Regions from separate parts of the Homo sapiens genome. Here region 1 is linked to region 2. Evidence: read pairs that join two places in POLR2A ChIA-PET (ENCODE). Cell type or tissue: PC-9. All regions are shown on one strand. Each heading gives the region's core, and the rest is flanking DNA. Links, peaks and the distances in the headings are about the cores only.

Region 1 (9,636 bases), core at 928-8,927, 140 kb after region 2:
GGTCTCAAACTCCTGGGTTTAAGTGATCCTCCTGCCTCAGCCTCCCGAAATGCTGGGATTACAGGTATGAGCCACCGCTCCCAGCCAAGTTGTTTTTTTTTTTTTTGAGACAGAGTCTCATTCTTTCGCCCAGGTTGGAATGCAGTGGCGTGTTTTTGGCTCACTGCAGCCTCTGCCTCCTGGGTCAAGCAGTTCTCCTGCCTCAGCCTCCCAAGTAGCAGGGATCATAGGCACCTGCCACTATGTCCTGCTATTTTTTTTTTCTTTTTTTTGAGACGGAGTCTTGCTATGTTGCCCAGGCTGGAGTGCAGTGGCGCGATCTTGCTCACTGCAAGCTCTGCCTCCCGGGTTCACGCCATTCTCCTGCCTCAGCCTCCCAAGTAGCTGGGACTGCAGGCGTCCGCCAACACGCCTGGCTAATTTTTTGTATTTTTAGTAGAGATGTGGTTTCACTGTGTTAGTCAGGATGGTCTCGATCTCCTGACCTCGTGATCCGCCCGCGTCGGCCTCCCAAAGTGCTAGGATTACAGGCGTGAGCCACCGCGCCCGGCCTGTCCTGCTATTTTTGTATTTTTAGTAGAGACGGGGTTTCGCCACATTGGCCAGTCTGGTCTCAAACTCCTGACCTCAAGTGATCCTCCCGCCTTGGCCTCCCAGAGTACTGGGATTACAGGCGTGAGCTGCCTCGCCTGGCCCCAAGTCTATTCTTTTTTTTTTTTTTGAGACGGAGTCTCACTTTGTTGCCCAGGCTGGAGTGCAGTGGTGAGATCTCGGCTCCCTGCGACCTCTGCCTCCCGGGTTCAAGCAATTCTTCTGCCTCAGCCTCCTGAATAACTGGGATTATAGGCATGGGCCACCAAGCCCAGCTAATTTTTGTATTTTTAGTAGAGACAGGGTTTCACCATGTTGGTCAGGCTGTTCTCGAACTCCTGGCCTTGTGATCTGCCTGCCTTGGCCTCCTAAAGTGCTGGGATTACAGGCGTGAGCCACCGTACCCCGCCTGGCTCCAAGTCTATTCTTAAGACCACAGAACTTTTGATTTAAGATTCACTGGACAGATACATAACAATACATAAAATAAATGTTTTATTTACAAAATAAGACCTTTAAGTAGTTAGCTGCCAGTTGAAATAATGATTTGGACTGGATGTGGTGGTTTATGCCTGTAATCCCAGCATTTTAGGAGGCTGAGGTGGGAGAATTGCTTGAGCCTAGGAATTTGAGACCAGCCTGGGCAACGTGGTAAGGCCCCATCTCTACAAAAGATAAAAAATTAGCCAAGTGTGGTGGTGCCATGTTTGTAATCCCAGCTATTTGGGAGGCTGAGGTAGGAGGATCAATTGAGCCTGGGAGGGTGAGGCTGCAGTGAGCCATCATCGTGTCATTGCACTCCAGCCCAGGTAACAGAGTGAGACCCTGCATCTTTAAAGGAAAATTTAAAAAGAGATAAATGCAGGAGATCTTCCATCTTATCAAAAGGGTGCTGTTATAATTTATATATTTTTAAGTACTGGATGGGGAGGTGGAGTAGCAGCTCCAAGGTACTTTTCAGTGGTGGCCTTAATCTGCTGATGCATGGAAGGTGTGTTCTTCTTCCAGATAGCCCTGGGATCTCCTGAATTTCCAGGTTGGGCTACTCAGGCATGGATTGACTCCTACAGTTCAGGCGGATGGAGATCCCACCAACCCACAGCTTAATTCTTCAGATGCTTTATCTTCATTTCTCATGTATCTTCAGTTGGCTTCTAATGTGAGCACATAAATGCCCTGCAGAATTTCTTTCCCATCTTTGTGCAAATCATTATTTTTATTCTTTTTTTTTTTTTTTTTTTTTTTGAGACGACAGGGTCTTGCTCAGTCACCCAGGCGGGAGTGCAGTGGCATGATCATGGCTCACTGCAACCTCAACCTCCCAGGCTCAAGCGATCCTCCCACCTCAGTAGCTGAGTAGCTCAGATTATAGGCATGCGTCACCACACTCAGCCAATTTTTTCATATTTTGTAGAGACAGAGTCTCCCTGTGTTGCCCAGGCTGATTTCAAACTCCTGGGCTCAAGCAATCCATCAACCTTAGCCTACCAAAGTGCTAGGATTACAGGCATGAACCACTGTGCCTTGCCTGCTTTTCATTTTTAATCCTTGGGTTCTAAAATGCAAGAATTAATTTCCAAATAATTAGTATGGAATGGAATCCCACTTTTTCCTGTGTGCTGAGAGAATGATCAAAGATCACAGAAAAGAGATGGAGACAGAAGAAGCTGAGAGCAAGGGCATCTTTAAGGATTTCTTCAGTCTTGTTAATCTGGGTGTAAATTCTGTGTGGCTGACAGCCTCTGAGGATCCCTTGAAGTTTTGAGGAGGAGGAAAGCGCTTGAGAGTAATGGATTTACTTGATTTTACTTTGTATAGAAGAGCCTGAACTGGACATATCTCCAGGTATGTGCTGTGGTCTTTAACAAGCAGCCCAACATCCTTTGCTGGGGAAGGCCAGCAATGTGGGAGCTAGTGGGGCCTAGCCCAGGAGCCTTGCGTTCACCAGGTCACTGGGAACTGGTGCTTTCTGATGCACCTCTATGCAAGCCTGATTCTGAAGTCAGATGTGGTGGGCATCCCTGTCCATAGTGTTGGCCTGGCCCACCATTTCACTGGTCATAGAATGGCTGTAGCTTTGCAGAGCAGGGATTGCGAGAATGGAAGAATGTCTTTTGGCTCTTCTGCTCTAGCTTTTGGAAGTACGTCAGAGAAGTTTGTGATTTTTTAGAATTTGTAGCTGTGGCAAGGCTGAAGCAGGTAAAAGGGCCAATTAGAACCATCTGTGGGAGGGAAGGAATTCTGTTAGCAGGAAGGAAAACCTGAGCAAAGGGAGTGGGTGGTAGTTTTGTCTTGTTCTTTTATAAACACAGTGTGTTGATATGGCAGTTCCTGGCATGGGTGAAATATTTTTGATGGTTGAGCATTAAGAATGTAGCCAAAAACAAGAATGTGGCTAAAAGCAAGTCACCACTTTAAACACTGAAGATTGAAGCATTTGCCTAGATAAATATTCTGCAGTGAATATGCCAGAATTCCCACATACCTGTTTGGCTCCTGAGGCATTGTGCTTAGGGTCCCAGGCCTTTATTACAGGGGCTGCTGGCAGGGTCAAGGGCTGGGTTGCCTGGAGCTTCCCTGACATTTCGCCTCACTCCTCTGTTTTGGAGTCTAATTGGCCAATTAGGTCAGAAAGGCCACCAGCCAGCACACTTTTTCTAAATTTAATTCATCATTGCTAGATTAGCATATTAATTTTGAGCTATGGCACTTATTTTTAATCTTTCGTAGTGTAATGGAAAAAATACCAGAAAGCTCAGCATTGAACTTCAAAGTGTGAAATCAAGTGATCATTGCCTTTATGCTTGGTGAATTATTATTATTATTTTTTTTTTTTTGGAGACAGAGTCTTGCACTGTCATCCAGGCTGGAGTGCAGTGGCGTGATCTTGGCTCACTGCAACCTCCGCCTCACAGGTTCAAACGATTCTCCTGCCTCAGCTTCCCGAGTAGCTGGGACTACAGGTGCCTGCCACCACGCCCAGCTAATTTTTGTATTTTTAGTAGAGACGGGGTTTCACCATGTTAGCCAGGATGGTCTCGATCTCTTGACCTTGTGATCCACCCGCCTCAGCCTCCCAAAGTGCTGGGATTACAGGTGTGAGCCACCGGCGCTTGGCTGCTTGGGGAATTATTTAGGGGATTTAGTGGAATTTCCTTTCCTGTACTCTGTGGGCATCTGCTGAGTACCTGCTTGGTGCCAGGCATCTACTGGGAGAGAAAGCAGCAGAGTCAATGCTGTCAAGACCCCTGCAGTGGACCTCTTCTCCCCCTTTTCTCTCAAGGGAACCATTGGCATCCAGCCTTGACCCCCAGTAGACACTGATCATCCAGCCCCCACAGGGTAGCCCCACTGTACCTTTGTACTGAGTTGGTGAGGGGATGGGATAGCCAGGGGGAGTTTGGGGAAGTCAGAAGGCAACTTTCAGTTTCTATTAGAGTAAGCACTTGGAAAATGTCTGTTTATAATGTATTAGTATAAATACTTGGTTTGTTACCACTTGTGTTTCCTGATTTAGTAATGTATATAAATCTTAATTGAATATTTTTGTGTGAAACTTGGAAAGACTGCATCTATAGCAAATAAAGCCTCACACCTAGCACAGGGTAGGTAGTTGGTAAACATGTGCTGAAGTGTTAATTGTTGGGCTGTCTTCAGAGAATTGTAGTTTGCTTTAATTGCATTTTTTGATGCAACGCGGGTGCAAGGGTGTGGTAATTCATTCCCACTTGGATTCTGCTGAGGCTGGCCACCCACCTCTCAGACTTATTCCCCCACCACCTCTCCACCTCCTACTCTAGCTGCTGCAGCCAAATGGACAGTTAGGGCCGGGCACAGTGGCTCATGCCTGTAATCCCAGCACTTTGGGAGGCTGAGGCGAGCGGATCACAATGTCAGGAGTTCGAGACCAGCCTGGCCAATACGGTGAAACCCTGTCTGTACTACAAATACAAAAATTAGCTGGGCGTGGTGGCAGGCACCTGTAACCCCAGCTACTCAGGAGGCTGAGGCAGGAGAATTGCTTGAACCCGGAAGGCAGAGTTTGCAGTGAGCCGAGATCGTGCCACTTGCACTCCAGCCTGGGCGACAGAGCGAGACTCCGTCTCAAAAAAACAAAAACAAAAACAAAAAAACAGAAAAAAAAAAACCCCAAATGGATGGTTTGGCCTGGTCCTTATCTTTGGCCTCAGTTTATCCTTTTCTGTCTTCAGTGTCTTACCTGGGCACTGGTGATTAAAGTACTGGACCATGTCATCACGGGGATATGCCCCTAAAAGCCTCCTAAAGTATTTTCTTCTGAAGTCTAATTGGTGTAACTAAGTAATGTTTTCTAAAATATTGTGGCAAAATATACATAACATAAAGATGGTGTATTTATTTATTTATTTTGCTTTGTCACCCAGGCTGGAGCACAGTGGTGGAGTCATGGCTCATGGCAGCCTCAACCTCCCAGGCTCAAGCAGTCCTCCCACCTCAGGCCAAGTAGCTGGGACTACAGGTCCATGCCTACGTACTTGGCCAATTTTTTAAATTTTTAACTTTTTTTTTTTTTTTTTTTTTTGAGATGGAGTCTCACTCTGTCGCCCAGACTGGAGTGCAGTGGCGCGATCTCGGCTCACCACAACCTCCACCTCCCAGGTTCAAGCAATTCTGCTGCCTTAGCCTCCTGAGTAGCTGGGATTACAGGCGTGTGCCACTGCGCCTGGCTAATTTTTTTTTGTATTTTTAGTAGAGACAGGGTTTCACCATATTGGCCAGGCTGGTCTTGAACTCCTGACCTTGTGATCCGCCTGCCTTGGCCTCCCAGAGTGCTGGGATTACAGGCATGAGCCACTGTGCCCGGCCTAAATTTTTTTTTCTTTTTTTTTTTGGCACAATCTCGGCTCACTGCAACCTCTACCTCCCAAGTTCAAGCAGTTCTCCTGTGTCAGCCTCCTGAGTAGCTGGGACTACAGGCATGCACCACAACACCCAGCTAATTTTTGTATTTTTAGTAGAGATGGGGTTTCACCATGTTGGCCAGGATGGTCTCCATCTCTTGATCTCGTGATCCACCCACCTCGGCCTCCCAAAGTGTTGGGATTATAGGTGTGAGCCACTATGCCTGGCCTAAATTTTTTTTTGTAGAGATGGGGGTCTCACTATGTTGTCCAGGCTTATATTTTAATATACCATCTTAACCATTAAAAATGTTTTTTTTAGGGGCTGGCTGTAGTGGCTTGTCCCTATAGTCCCAGTGCTAGAGGAGGCTGAGGCAGGAGGATTGTTTGAACCAGGAGTTTGAGACCAGCCTGGGCAACATAGTGAGACCCTGTCTCTACAAAATAAAAACTAAAAAATGGCCGAGCATGATGGTTCACACCTATAATCCCAGCACTTTGGGAGGCCGAGGTGGGTAGATCACCTGAGATCAGGAGTTCAAGACCAGCCTGGCTAACATGGTGAAATCCCATCCCTACTAAAAATACAAAAATTAGCTGGACGTCATAGTGGGCACCTATAATCCCAGCTACTGGAGAGGTTGAGGCGAGAGAAGCTCTTGAACCCAGGAGGCGGAGGTTGCAGTGAGCCGAGATTGTGCTGATGCACTCCAGCCTGGGTGACAGAGCAAGACTCCGTCTCAAAAAAAAAAAAAAAAAAAATTAAAAAATGAGCCAGGCATGGTGCTGTGAACCAGTAGTCCCAGTTGTGGGAGGCTGAGGCAGAAGGATCACTTGAGCCCAGGAGTTTGAGGTTACAGTGAGCTATTACTGTACCACTGTACTCCACCCTGGGGGATAGATTGAGAGACTGTCTCTCAAAAAAAAAATAAAAATAACCCCAAACCCACCTTTTTAAATTGTGAAAAACACAATATAAAACTTAACCATCTTCAAAGTCAAGTATACTGTTCGGTAATAAATAATGTTTAACGCAGTGTATGGACTTCAGTGGAATGTAGAAGGAATTCTTTCAGTGAGCCCCATTACGTACCATGTTAAAATCTACTCAGATTAAAAGCCATGGTTCAGTGGAGAATGACTGTTCTGGGTTTTGAACCTTGCTTTTCTTCCCTTTCCCTAGAACATGTCTGCACCTGGGTGGATTTATACCTAGGTTTTAAACCTTTGCTTCTGTCTTTGTTGGAAAAAACCAAACCACCGCCAGCAGAAGCCACTGCCCTTTGTTTATCTGTGATAAGTGAGAATTTGTAAGAATTTTCCAAGTGAGAGAAGTGTTCAAAGTAGCTTTTATGTTTGATAGAATGTGTAGTGCTTGCCTCTCAGGGGTGGTATTTTTTCTCCCACGTATTTTTACCTTTAAATCTCTTGCTGTATATGTGACCCTGGCTCCCTTTGGTTGGTCCTCCAGCTCCCTGATGGTCCTGGGGCTCCCTCCATATCACTGGTGGTATTTCCACATTGCCTGCAGTTTAGGTAGGAACCTGTCCCATGTCAGGGAAACCCTATCTGTCCCCTGAACTGAGCACTTTTAATTTTAGGGTGATACCTTGAATCTTCACCAGTCACTTGACTTCAGACCTTTCTCATCTGACGCCAAGGAGTCAAAAAGGCCTGTTTTTAACTAGAAGCAGAGACATTTGCCATTTTTTTTTTTAATATTTGGAGCTCAAATAAACAATGACTTCACACCACTGTTTTCCACTGTGTTGAGTACATCCTGTTGGCCATGATATTGAGCAGTTTTAAACTGGTTAACCTTTCAGAAACTTTATATTAATGTTGGACTGACAGTTAATATTTAACTTGTCAAAGTGATTTTTGCTAGATTGAACCTGAAGTGGTTAATATTTCTGCTTTTTATGTTTTCCAAAACCATTTAAAATAGGAACATGGTATTTTATTATTTTAATCTGGTTTCAAAATGAATATCCCATTTTCTTTATTATTATTATTATTAATTAATTTTTTTTTTTTGAGATAGGTTCTTGCTGTGTCACCCAGGCTGGAGTGCAGTGTTGTAATCTCACTGCAATCTCACCATCCTGGGTTCAAGCAGTTCATTCACCTCAGCCTCCCAAGTAGCTGTGATTACAGGCATGCGCCACCATGCCTGGCTGAACTTTGTACTTTTTTGTAGAAACAGGGTTTTGCCACGTTGCCCAGGCTGGTCTTGAAGTCCTCAGCTCAAGCAATCTGCCCACCTCGGCCTCCCAGAGTACTGGGATTCTAGGTGTGTGCCACTGCACCTGGCCATTCCTTAAATGTTTTAATGACTGTGGCAAATGATAGCAATTTAACAGCTTAACTACTATTTTTAGGTAGCGTAGCTATTTGGGAGTAGGGGCTCCTAGGAGTGGTGGGATGGGCTACCTCTGCCAAATTTTGTGTGGTTAATAATGGGTTGAGTCTCCCAACTTTTCTTTTATTCTTGGGAAGCAAAAACTAATAGAGAGCTGTTGTTTCAGAGTTTTTAGGTTAAGATGTGTGAAAGTTTCAGAGCCGGGTACAGTGGCCTGTGCCTGTAGTCTCCTATTTGGGAGGCCGAGGCAGGAGGATCACTGGGGAGTTCAAGGCTGGTGAGCTATAATTGTTTCTGTGAATAGCCACTGCACACTAGCCTGGGCAACATAGTGAGACCCTGTCTTAAAACTAAAAACAGAGGTACTTAAAAATATATATATCTGAAAGTTTCATTCACTGTGAGTTTTTCTATGGATGAGGAAACATTAAGTTTATGGCAAATTGAGTTGGTGCCCCATGTGCATTTGTTCTTCACATCTGTTGAGTGGAAAGCATTTATTAACTGAGTTCCCTGTGTGCGTGGGCACTCATAGCTCTGGGGAGGCAGCCTGAGTGGAACAGAGCCGCCTGTTCCATAAGGCTGTCTGGACAGAATGGGGTCATAAGGGCCTGGCTCCTCATGGGCATCTCCCCTTTCCTCCCACCAAGCAACATCCTTTGGTTGCATCTTCCTGGGGGATGGTATTGGTGGTGGTGATGGGAGGGGCCAGTGGGATCCTTACCTGCTGAACCTTACCCTTGGATGCCTGGTGTCCTTGCCAGTTACTGTATAATGTTTTTGATTTCCTAGTTATATCCCTGATGACTGATCTGATAAACTTTAAATATACCTGCCTCTAGGGTAGCTTTAATATATTTTGGCTACAAAGGTCACTACCTTTTAGGTATTATTGATAACTTGACATTTTACTTCTTCTTCTTTTTTTTTTTTTTTGAGACAGAATCTTGCTCTGTCGCCCAGTCTGGAGTGCACTGGTGTGATCTTGGCTCACTGTAGCCTCCGCTTCCCGGGTTCAAGCAATTTTCCTGTCTCAGCCTCCGCTTCCCGGGTTCAAGCAATTTTCCTGTCTCAGCCTCCCGAGTAGCTGGGATTATAGGTGTCCGCCACCATGCCCGACTAATTTTTGTATTTTTAGTAGAGATGGGGTTTCACCATGTTGGCCGGGCTGGTCTTGAACTCCTGACCTCGTGATCTGCCCGCCTCAGCCTCCAAAGTGCTGGTATTACAGGCGTGAGCCACTGCACCTACCTGGCCTGACATTTTACTTCTGCCCATCACTTGAGAGTCCCACATATCACAACTGGGAGGAAGGGAGTGCCTGGTCATTGGCAGATGCGAGCCACTTACTGGCCCTACCCCAACTAGCTCTGGTTCTTCTGGCTGAGGGTGTTTATCTGCAGTGAGTCTCAGGGTCTGGGGTCTGGGGCAGTGCTGAGAGCTTAGACTCAGTTGTGGGTACTGCACTGGGTGCTGGCACAGAGGAATAAGGTTCCCATTCCCACTACTCGAAAAAGAGCTTCTGTAGCTCCTGTCAGCCAGTGGTGAATCCAGCTAAGACATGTTCTTGGGCTGCCTTGAGCACTTCCTACTCTCTTTTAGAGGATATAATGTGAATGAGTGTGAGGTGTTAAATTGGGTAGCTGTGTCAGGAAGACTAGGTGGCTGTGGCCAGAATCTTGCCAGAATCTTTCTGTGGTTCCCAAGCACTCTTTTCTCCCACAAGTTCTGGCCACCAAGCTGTATGTGACCACGACTGAGTATTTACCTCTGTTTGGACCTTGGTCTCTGAACCACGAGGAG
Region 2 (9,636 bases), core at 1,213-9,212:
TTTGGCCTTTGGGGGTATATGATGACATCCACAAAGGATGCTCAGGAGACCAGGACTTTATTTTTTATTTTTATTTATTTTTTTAAGACAGAGTCTCACTCTGTCACCCAGGCTGGAGCACAGTGGCGCAATCTTGGCTCACTGTAAGCTCCGCCTCCCGGGTTCATGCCATTCTCCTGCCTCAGCCTCCTGAGTAGCTGGGACTACAGGCACCTGACACCACGCCCAGCTAATTTTTTTTTTTTTTTTGTATTTTTAGTAGAGATAGGGTTTCACTGTGTTAGCCAGGTTGGCCTTGAACTCCTGACCTCATGATCTGCCCGCCTCGGCCTCCCAAAGTGCTGGGATTACAGGCGTGAGCCACCCCACACAGCCGACTTTATTTTTTTATTTATTTATTTTTTTTGAGACAGAGTCTCGCTCTGTTGCCCAGGCTGGAGTGCAGTGGCGCCATCTCTGCTCACTGCAAGCTCCGCCTCGCAGGCTCCTGCCATTCTCCTGCCTCAGCCTCCCGAGGAGCTGGGACTACAGGCTCCCGCCACCACGCCCGGCTCATTTTTTGTATTTTGTTTAGTAGAGATGGGGTTTCACCATGTTAGCCAAGATGGTCTCGATCTCCTGACCTGGTGATCTGCCGGCCTCAGCCTCTCAAAGTGCTGGGATTACAGGCGTGAGCCACCATGCCCGGCCTATTTTTTTTATTACTTTTTTTTGTGTGTGTTTGACAGAGTCTCACTTTGTCACGCAGGTTGTAGTGCAGTGGCACAATCTCGGCTCGCTGCAACCTCCACTTCCTGGGTTCAAGCAATTCTCATGCCTCGGCCTCCCCAGTAGCTGGGGACTACAGGCGTGCGCCACCACACACAGCTAATTTTTTTTTGTATTTTTTGTAGAGATGTGGTTTCGCCAGGCCAGGCGTGGTGGCTCACGCCTGTAACCCTATAACTTTGGGAGGATGAGGCGGGTGGATCACCTGAAGTCAGGAGTTCAAGACCAGCCTGGCCAACATAGTGAAATTCCATCTCTACTAAAAACACAAAAAATTAGCCAGGCATGGTGGCAGACGCCTGTAATCCCAGCTACTCAGGAGCCTGAGTCAGGAGAATCACTTGAACCTGGGAGGTGGAGGTTGCAGTGAGACGAGATCACACCACTGCACTCCAGCCTGTGCAACAAGAGCAAAACTCCAAAAAAAAAAAAGAAAAAGAAAAGAAAAAGATATGTGGTTTTGCCATGTTGGATGTTGGCCAGACTGGTCTTGAACTTCTTACCTCAGGTGATCCACCTGCCTCGGCCTCCCAAAGTGCTGGGATTATAGGCGTGAGCCACTGTACCTGGCATGAGACCTGGACTTTAGATTCACTCACATGTACATGCACACACACACAGTCATGTGCTGGGGACAAAGGTGACTGGGGTATTCTGCTGCAGGGAGATTTAGATTCCCTTCACTTGCTTCCCTATGAAGCCAGGTGGTCTTCAGAACTGTAGGACACCACTGAGGGTAAGCTACATGTGTTCCTGAATGCTGCTAGAGCTCTAGGAATTTGGATCAAGTGGGCTTGCTTTGTGGTCTCCTCTACTGGTCTTGAGGGCCACAATTACACTGGACCTGTGAGGGGCACTAAAAGTGGGTCTCCCAGGAGCCTCTGCGTCTCTTCACAGCCAAGATCAGGTCACCTGCCCTTACATTTACAACAGGTAAGGCTGGCTAGGAAAATATTCTGCCAGCCAGTTAGGGCCAACAAGTTGCCTAGCACCCCTGCCCAGTACACCACTGTCATGTCATGTCAGTCTCAATGCTTCTAGATGCAACTAACAGAATCCCCAGCAGCAATTGGCCCACCTATTTGGTGGTTCTTGTTTTTTCACATGACACGTCTGGAGTTGAGTTCTTGGGAAGGTCAAAGCTGAAAGACATCAGTTTGTTTATCTGGGGCCTTCTAGTTCTTTGCCTTCAAAGCTCCAACGTGGCTGCCTTGCTCCCAGAATTTTGGGTACCCTCAACAACACCCACCAGTGAGAAGGGAGAGAGGAAACAAGATCCTGTTTCCTGGGATCATGGGGGCTTTCCCAGGAGCCTCTGCATCTCTTCATAGCCAAGATTAGGTCACCTGCCCCTATCTTTACAGCAGGAAAGTAGATTCTGCCAGCCAGCCAGGAGGAAGGACTTGGGAATGGCTGTTGAGTAGAGATAAGCAATGTCTCTGTACACAGCCTCTCTGAGAGGCAGTGAGAATTACACCATTTCAGGGCCAAGGCCTATGAGACCTCATTTCTTGGACAAGGACTTCTGACATTTGTCCCCCTCAGCTCCCAATCAGTCAGTGTCTGATGTGAGGCAGATACCCATTAATCTCTGTGGCTGGCTGGAGCTGGGCTTTATTTCAGTGCCCGCCCAGGTGTGTCACACCTGTATGTGAATGCATACTCTTCCCGCTTACTTCGTGAGTGCAGTAACAAAAACATGTCAATTCAGAGTACTCTGATAGGGATCATGGCCTGCTCTTTATAAACCCATGCTGTGTTTTCTTGGGAAAAAAATTTTTTTTTTTTTTTGAGACAGGGTCTGTCTCTGTTGCCCAGGCTGGAGGGCAGTGGCACAATCTCAGCTCACTGCAACCTCCGCCTCCTGGGTTCAAGCGAGTCACCCACCTCAGCCTCCCAAGTAGCTGGGACTACAGGCACACGCCACCATGTGCGACTAATTTTGTTTCTGTTTTTGAGATGGAGTCTCACTCTGTCACCTAGACTGGAGTGCAGTGGCACAATCTTGGCTTCTGCAACCTCGATCTCCCAGGTTCAAGCAATTCTCCTACCTCAGCCTCCCAAGTAGCTGGGATTACAGGAGGGCACCACTATGCCCAGCTAATTTTTGTATTCTTAGTAGAGATAGGGTTTGACCATGTTGGCCAGGCTGATCTCAAACTCCTGACCTCAAATGATCCGCCCGCCTCACACTCGTCTAATTTTTGTATTTTTTGGTAGAGACAAGGTTTCACCATGTTGGCCAGGTTGGTTTTTTGGGGGGTTTTTTGTTTGTTTATTTTGAGACAGCCCAGGCTGGAGTCGCACAGGCTGGAGTGAAGTGGCACAATCTCAGTTCACTGCAGCCTTGACCCTCTGGGCTCAAGTGATTCCCCCCACCTCAGCCTCCTGAGTAGATGGGACTACAGGTACATGCAACCATGCCTGGCCCCTTGGGGAGATCTTTAGCCAGTACTTTTTACTCTATCTTATCCAAAAGTTAAAATGTAAGAGATTTATTAGACTTATCAGGCCAGGAATGCTTTTCTGAAAATAAACTTGTTTTATTTATTTTGAGACAGGGTCTCACTCTGTCTTCCAGGCTGGAGTACAGTGGCGCAATCAGCTCACTGCAGCCTCGATCTCCTGGGCTTAAGCAATGTTCTGACCTCAGCTGCCCAAGTAGCTGGCTGGTACCACAGTCATGTGCCACAAAGCTTGGCTCTTTTTTTTTTTTTTTTTTTTTTTGAGACAGAGTCTTGCTCTGTTACCCAGGCTGGAGTGCAGTGGCCCAATCTCAGCTCACTGCAACCTCCACCTCCCAGGTTTAAGCGATTCTCCTGCCTCAGCCTCTGGAGCAGCTGGGACTATAGGTGCACACCACCATGCCCAGCTTATTTTCGTATTTTTAGTAGAGACGGGGTTTCACCATATTGGCTGGACTCCTGACCTCATGATCCACCCGCCTTTTCCTCCCAAAGTGCTGGGATTACAAGCATGAGCCACCTTGCCTGGCCAGTATTTTTTTGTAGAAACAGTGTTTCGCCATGTTGCCCAGGCTGTTCTCAAACTCCTGAGCTCAAACAATCTGCCCACCTTAGCCTCCCAAAGTGCTTGGATTATAGGTGTGAGCCACTGCACTGAGCCTGAAAATAAACTTGTTTTAAATGTTGTTTTTAGGACTACGTTGAGTCAGAATAAGGAAGTCATTTGATCAACTGCTAATTGTGCAAGAAATGCCTGACCTAATTTTATCAGATTTAATGTTTGAAAAAAAACCCCAAAAGCAGCCCTTCTGTAAGAACTGCTGAAATGGAAGTTTCTGAACCTAGGTCAGTGGCCTAAATGCTGTATGTGTTTTCTGTGCAAGCAATGCTCTGCAGCCATTTCTGCTTTTAAAGCCAGGACTTCACATAGGCTGAATGTGATTTCTACTCTTTTACTTGTTTATTTGAGCTGCTGATTCACAATGGGGTGGGGTGGGTACCAGTCAGAGCAGCAGCAGTTGCATGGTTGAATGAAAAGAATGTGTATGTGTGAGAGTGTGTCTGTGTGTGTTGGGGGAAGACAGTGAAGTCTTAACTGGCTTTACTCTGAAACTTCCTGGAGAAGAGAGAGTTAGAAAGGACTGGCCGGGCATGGTGGCTCACGCCTGTAATCCCAGCACTTTGGGAGGCCCAGGTGGGTGGATCATTTGAAGTCAGGAGTCCAAGACCAGCCTGGCCAACATGGTGAAACCCTGCCTCTACTAAAAATACAAAAAAATTAGTCTCGGGTACTCAGGAGGCTGAGGCAGGAGAATTGCTTGAACCCGGGAGACAGGTTGGAGTGAGCTGAAATTGCACCACTGCATTCCAGCCTGGGCAATAGAGCGAGACTCCCTGTCAAAAAAAAAAAAAGAAAGAAATGACTTCTAGTTGAGAGAGGAGGCATACAGCTTAAAGTCTGAGGAGAAATGTTCTCCAGCCAGGATCAGGCATACTGGGAGTTCAGAAGTTCCCTTTACTGAAGCTGAGTAATTTCAGGGGAAACCAAAAAAAGTTCCCTTCACTCGTAGTCCAAGGCATAAACTGAGATGGTGGGGGTGGCATGGGGCAAGGAGGGGTCAATCACCAGGCATCCTGGAGAGAAGTTGGAGTTTATTGGAAAGTTCTGGGTTCCTATCCTGTAGCCTAACCAGAGAGTGTGGCCTAGGCCACATTGACCCTGTACAGGAAAGGGGAGAGTTGAAGTGGGATGTCTCTTCTCACAGGTCCAGCTGGTAGAACACTGAGTAGGACCCTAGGTCCCTAGACTTTCCACTTTGGTGTCTCTGGAGGTGGGTTGTGGAACATATATTTTCACAAGTACCTGGGTGACTCCTGGGCACTGTATATTCATCTCCTAGAATAGGACCTGGTACCTCCTAGACACATGGCTTTCTAGCTTTGGTTCCAGCTGCCCCGAGACTGCAGGCAGTCCAGAAGCATGGGTTCCAGCTAACTATTCTTTAGGAACTGTCCCTTCCCTTGGCTCCTTGCTCCAACCTTGTTCCTCCCCAGCTATTTCTCTCTGCCATCTCATCTGGAAGGATTGTGAATCTATAGGCCTCAGGCCCAGGTCCCCTAATCTTTTTCTTGCCACTTTCCCCACGTGACCTCATCCTCTCCAGTGGCTACTGCTCCCGTGGCTAGACCATTGCCTTTCAACATTCTCTTCTTCTGCGCCTCTTGTAACTGCCTGCCCCAGATACCTCTGTCTGGATGTCTAATGCAGTATAGCTGAATCTGAACACATCCACCTACCCCCAAAACCTGCTCCTCCTGTTGCTGACTTAGTCAAGAATGCCACCTTCCCATCTCAGGATCTCACACACTATACTCCCTGCCTGCTCACCCGCCATCAGCTTATTCTTTAACCAACTGCTTCTTGACTTCTTTTCAGTCTCAATTTTTTTTTTTTCTCTGAGAGGGAGTCTCGCTCTGTCACCCAGGCTAGAGTGCAGTGGTGCAATCTCGGCTCACTGCAAGCTCCGCCCCCCAGGTTCACGCCATTCTCCTGCCTCAGCCTCCCGAGTAGCTGGGACTACAGGTGCTCGCCACCACGCCCAGCTAATTTTTTGTATTTTTAGTGGAGATAGGGTTTCACCGTGTTAGCCAGGATGGTCTCGATCTCCTGACCTTGTCATCCGCCCACCTTGGCCTCCCAAAGTGCTGGGATTACAGGTGTGAGCCACCGCGCCCAGCCACTTTTTCTTTTTGAGATGGAGTCTTGCTCTGTTGCCCAGGCTGGAGTGCAGTGATACCATCTCGGCTCACTGCAACCTCCACCTCCTGGGTTCAAGTGATTCTCCTGCTTCAGACTCTTGAGTAGCTGGGATTACAGGTGCCCGCCACCACGCCCAGCTAATTATCATATTTTTAATAGAGACGTGGTTTCGCCGTGTTGGGCAGGCTCATCTCAAACTCCTGACCTCAAGCCATCAAGCCATCTGCCCACCTTGGCCTCCCAAAGTACTGGGATCACAGGTGTGAGCCACCGCACCCAGCCTCACTGTCACTTTTTCCAGGAGGCATGCATGAGCCTCCCTACTGGGCCTGGTCCTCTTCTTTATTCTTTTTTTTTTTTTTTTTTTTTGAGACGGAGTCTCGCTCTGTCGCCCAGGTCGGACTGCGGACTGCAGTGGCGCAATCTCGGCTCACTGCAAGCTCCGCTTCCCGGGTTCACGCCATTCTCCTGCCTCAGCCTCCCGAGTAGCTGGGACTACAGGTGCCCGCCACCACGCCCGGCTAATTTTTTGTATTTTTTTAGTAGAGACGGGGTTTCACCTTGTTAGCCAGGATGGTCTCGATCTCCTGACCTCGTGATCCGCCCGCCTCGGCCTCCCAAAGTGCTGGGATTACAGGCGTGAGCCACCGCACCCGGCCTATTCTTTTTTTTTAACTAGTGTAAGGTGCACAATTTTTTTCTTGTCTTTTTTTCCTATTCTCAAAGCACAAAACATGCTTTTTTGATAATTATATACTGTCCTTCTGACTTCTTCAGGCACCTGGCAGAGCACACGGCACAGGACTGGATTATGAATGAATGAGGGAGCAAAGTGCTTTTGGGGAAGAGACATGTAGGACATTAGGGGTCACAGGCAATCTGGGTCCACCCAGATTTACAGGTTGCTATTCTCCATTCCAGGAGTCAGATTTGAAGTCTACAAATGTCAAAAAGCCTTGGTACCATTTGAGTGGATTTTTTTTTTTTTTTTTTTTTTTTTTTTGAGAAAGTGTCTCGCTCTGTTGCCCAGGCTAAAGTGTAATAGCGCAATCTCGGCTCACTGCAACCTCCGCCTCCCAGGTTCAGGCAATTCTCCCTGCCTCAGCCTCCAGAGTAGTTGGGATTACAGGCGCCCGACACCACACCTGGCTAATTTTTGTATTTTTAGTAGAGACGGGGGTTTCACCATGTCGGTCAGGCTGGTCTCCAACTCCTTGCCTCAAGTGATCTGCCCTCCTCGGATTACTTGGGATTATAAAATGCTGGGATTATAGGCGTGAGCGTCCATGAATGGCCACTCAGGAGCCTTGATTGCATTTATGAATGACTAATCTTCTTCCCCAGAAGTTAACAGTCTAGGAGGGGTACAGGGGCTAGCCATCTCAGGGCCCACAGGGCCCGGCATATGATATTCATCACAAATATTGATCTATTAATATAATAACATTCCATTCTGGCAGGGCGCAGTGGCTCACGCCTGTAATCCCAGCACTTTGGGAGGCCTAGGCAGGCAGATCACCTGAGGTCAGGAGTTTGAGACCAGCCTGGCCAACATGGCGAAATCCCATCTCTACTAAAAATATTAAAAAGTAGCCAGGCATGGTGGTAGGCACCTGTAATCCCAGCCACTGGGGAGGCTGAGGCAGGAGAATCGCTTAAACTTGGGAGGTGGAGGCTGCAGTGAGCTGAGATCATGCCACTGCACCCCAGCCTGGGCAAGAGTGAGACTCCTGAGAGTTCCAAGGAACAACACAAGTAGAGTGAGGTCCAAAGGGGAAGCTGATAGTTCTACCTGGGTCACCCCAAGGGGGACTCAAAGGCTGGGGCAGAGAGAACCAGAGGGAGGTGGGCCTGTTCAGGAGTTCTCAGGATGGAGCCAGAGCAGGTCCAGAAGGCCCTACAATCCTTAGTGACCTAAGGGCAGACAAAGGGGGAAAGCAGCAGCAAAGATCACTGCTTAGGGCAAGAGGAAAAGTCCTTGAGAGTTGGTTCAGACTAAGAAGGACCTTGAGTCACGAATTTGAACACAAATGCTGGGACTCCAGAACCTCTGGTCCACAGTCAGCGGGTGAACAGCACTACCATGTCTCTGGGTACCTGTTTGCACAAGCGGAAGCTACACCCAGGCCCTGCAGTCCCCTGCACTGCGTTAGGAAATGGCTCCAAATCTGTCTTGAAAGATTATTGCTGCTCAAGCCTGTAATCCCAGCACTTTGGGAGGCCAAGGCGGGTGGATCACGAGGTCAGGAGATCGAGACCATCCTGGCTAACACGGTGAAACCCCGTCTACTAAAAAACAGAAAAAAATTAGCCGGGCGTGGTGGCGGGCGCCTGTAGTCCCAGCTACTCGGGAGGCTGAGGCAGAATGGCGTGAACCCGGGAGGCGGAGCTTGCAGTGAGCCGAGATTACACCACTGCACTCCAGCCTGCGCAACAGAGCAAGACTGTCTCAAAAAAAAAAAAAAAAAAAAAAAAATTAAAGATTATTGGCAGCAGGGTCAACAGATGGAGAGGCTGGACCTGAGTGGTGCCCGAGAAGCAGCAGCTGGCTTCAAAGACAAGCCCTTATCCTGGGCCTGAATGTGCAATTAATTGCACGTTAAGTGTTGGGCAGGGCATAGTCAGAAGGGCCAGTTAAATTATAGTTTTCTCACTCTTGAATATATGAGGCAGAAACTTGTAAGATCATCGTCACAGCAGATACAGGCACTTGGTAGCAACATGGAAAGATCTAGCCAGATAACAGAATTTATAACATTGCATGAGCTTCCGTGTAAAATGGGATTGTGTGGACCTAACAATTGGAGAGGCCATGACTCCAAATGTGAGTGGGGGCTCATGTTATTTTGTGACAGTCATTTCAGCGTGCAGCAAGTAGTCAGAAGTCTATCATTTGAGTTAGGCAGTCAACCATTGCCTTGTGTCTTTTTTGAAGTAAGGACTTTGTTGTAACTGGGTCTTGAGATGGCCCTTTGCATGTTCTGGTGAAGGCAGAAATGCAGGCCAGGAGCCAGACTTCCCACAAAGGAAAGAGTGGATCCTACACGCTGCAGACAAAAGGACAGAAAGTTCAGACTTGGCTAGGATAAGGGAAGGAGGATTAAGTTCCCACCACTATGACAATGAGGTTAGAAAAAGTATCGCCAGGCCGGGTGCGGTGGCTCATACCTGTAATCCCAGCACTTTGGGAGGCCGAGGCGGGTGGATCACGAGGTCAGGAGATCGATACCATCCTGGCTAACACGGTGAAACCCTGTCTCTACTAAAAATACAAAAAATTAGCCGGGCGTGGTGGCAGGCACCTGTAGTCCCAGCTACTCAGGAGGTTGAGGCAGGAGAATGGCGTGAACCCGGGAGGCGGAGCTTGCAGTGAGCCTAGATTGCGCCACTGCACTCCAGCCTGGGCAATAGAGCAAAAAACTCCGTCTCAAAAAAAAAAAAAAAAAAAGAAAAGAAAAAGAATTCCCAAATGACAATGACACAGGACATACACACAGTTCTGCTGACACCCGGCACTTTATTAGTGGGGAAACTCGCCTTGGTCTGGCAGAGACTGGGATCAACAGGACCAGCACCCATCTCGAGGTGGTATTTTCTGTAAGATCAGGTGTTCCTCCCTCGTAGGTTTAGAGGAAACACCCT

The links. Peaks named below come from ENCODE experiments on the same cell type or tissue, not always from the same donor. Only the 100,000 strongest peaks of a DNase experiment are listed, where the experiment ranks them.
Region 1: POLR2A ChIA-PET joins it to region 2 with 12 read pairs; 5 of 35 experiments call an interaction of 5 or more read pairs at or near these places.

What each region holds. Positions count from the first base shown.
Region 1 is chr3:49,491,224-49,500,859 of GRCh38, forward strand. The region is part of intron 1 of DAG1 (dystroglycan 1); the gene reads left to right. Among named protein-coding and RNA genes, the nearest start is that of DAG1, 26 kb to the left of the region's middle. In PC-9, for the core only: no CTCF peak of the experiment used is centred there; no DNase peak of the experiment used is centred there.
Region 2 is chr3:49,347,685-49,357,320 of GRCh38, forward strand. GPX1 (glutathione peroxidase 1) reads right to left here. Exons shown (of 2, transcript NM_000581.4): 2 at 9,492-9,636. Among named protein-coding and RNA genes, the nearest start is that of GPX1, 5.8 kb to the right of the region's middle. RefSeq lists a silencer at 1,232-1,526, enhancers at 2,118-2,262, 4,776-4,855 and a cis regulatory region at 2,182-2,199. In PC-9, for the core only: no CTCF peak of the experiment used is centred there; DNase peaks (open chromatin) are centred at 3,417, 3,977, 4,257 and 5,547; H3K4me3 peaks cover 558 bases; H3K27ac peaks cover 4,192 bases.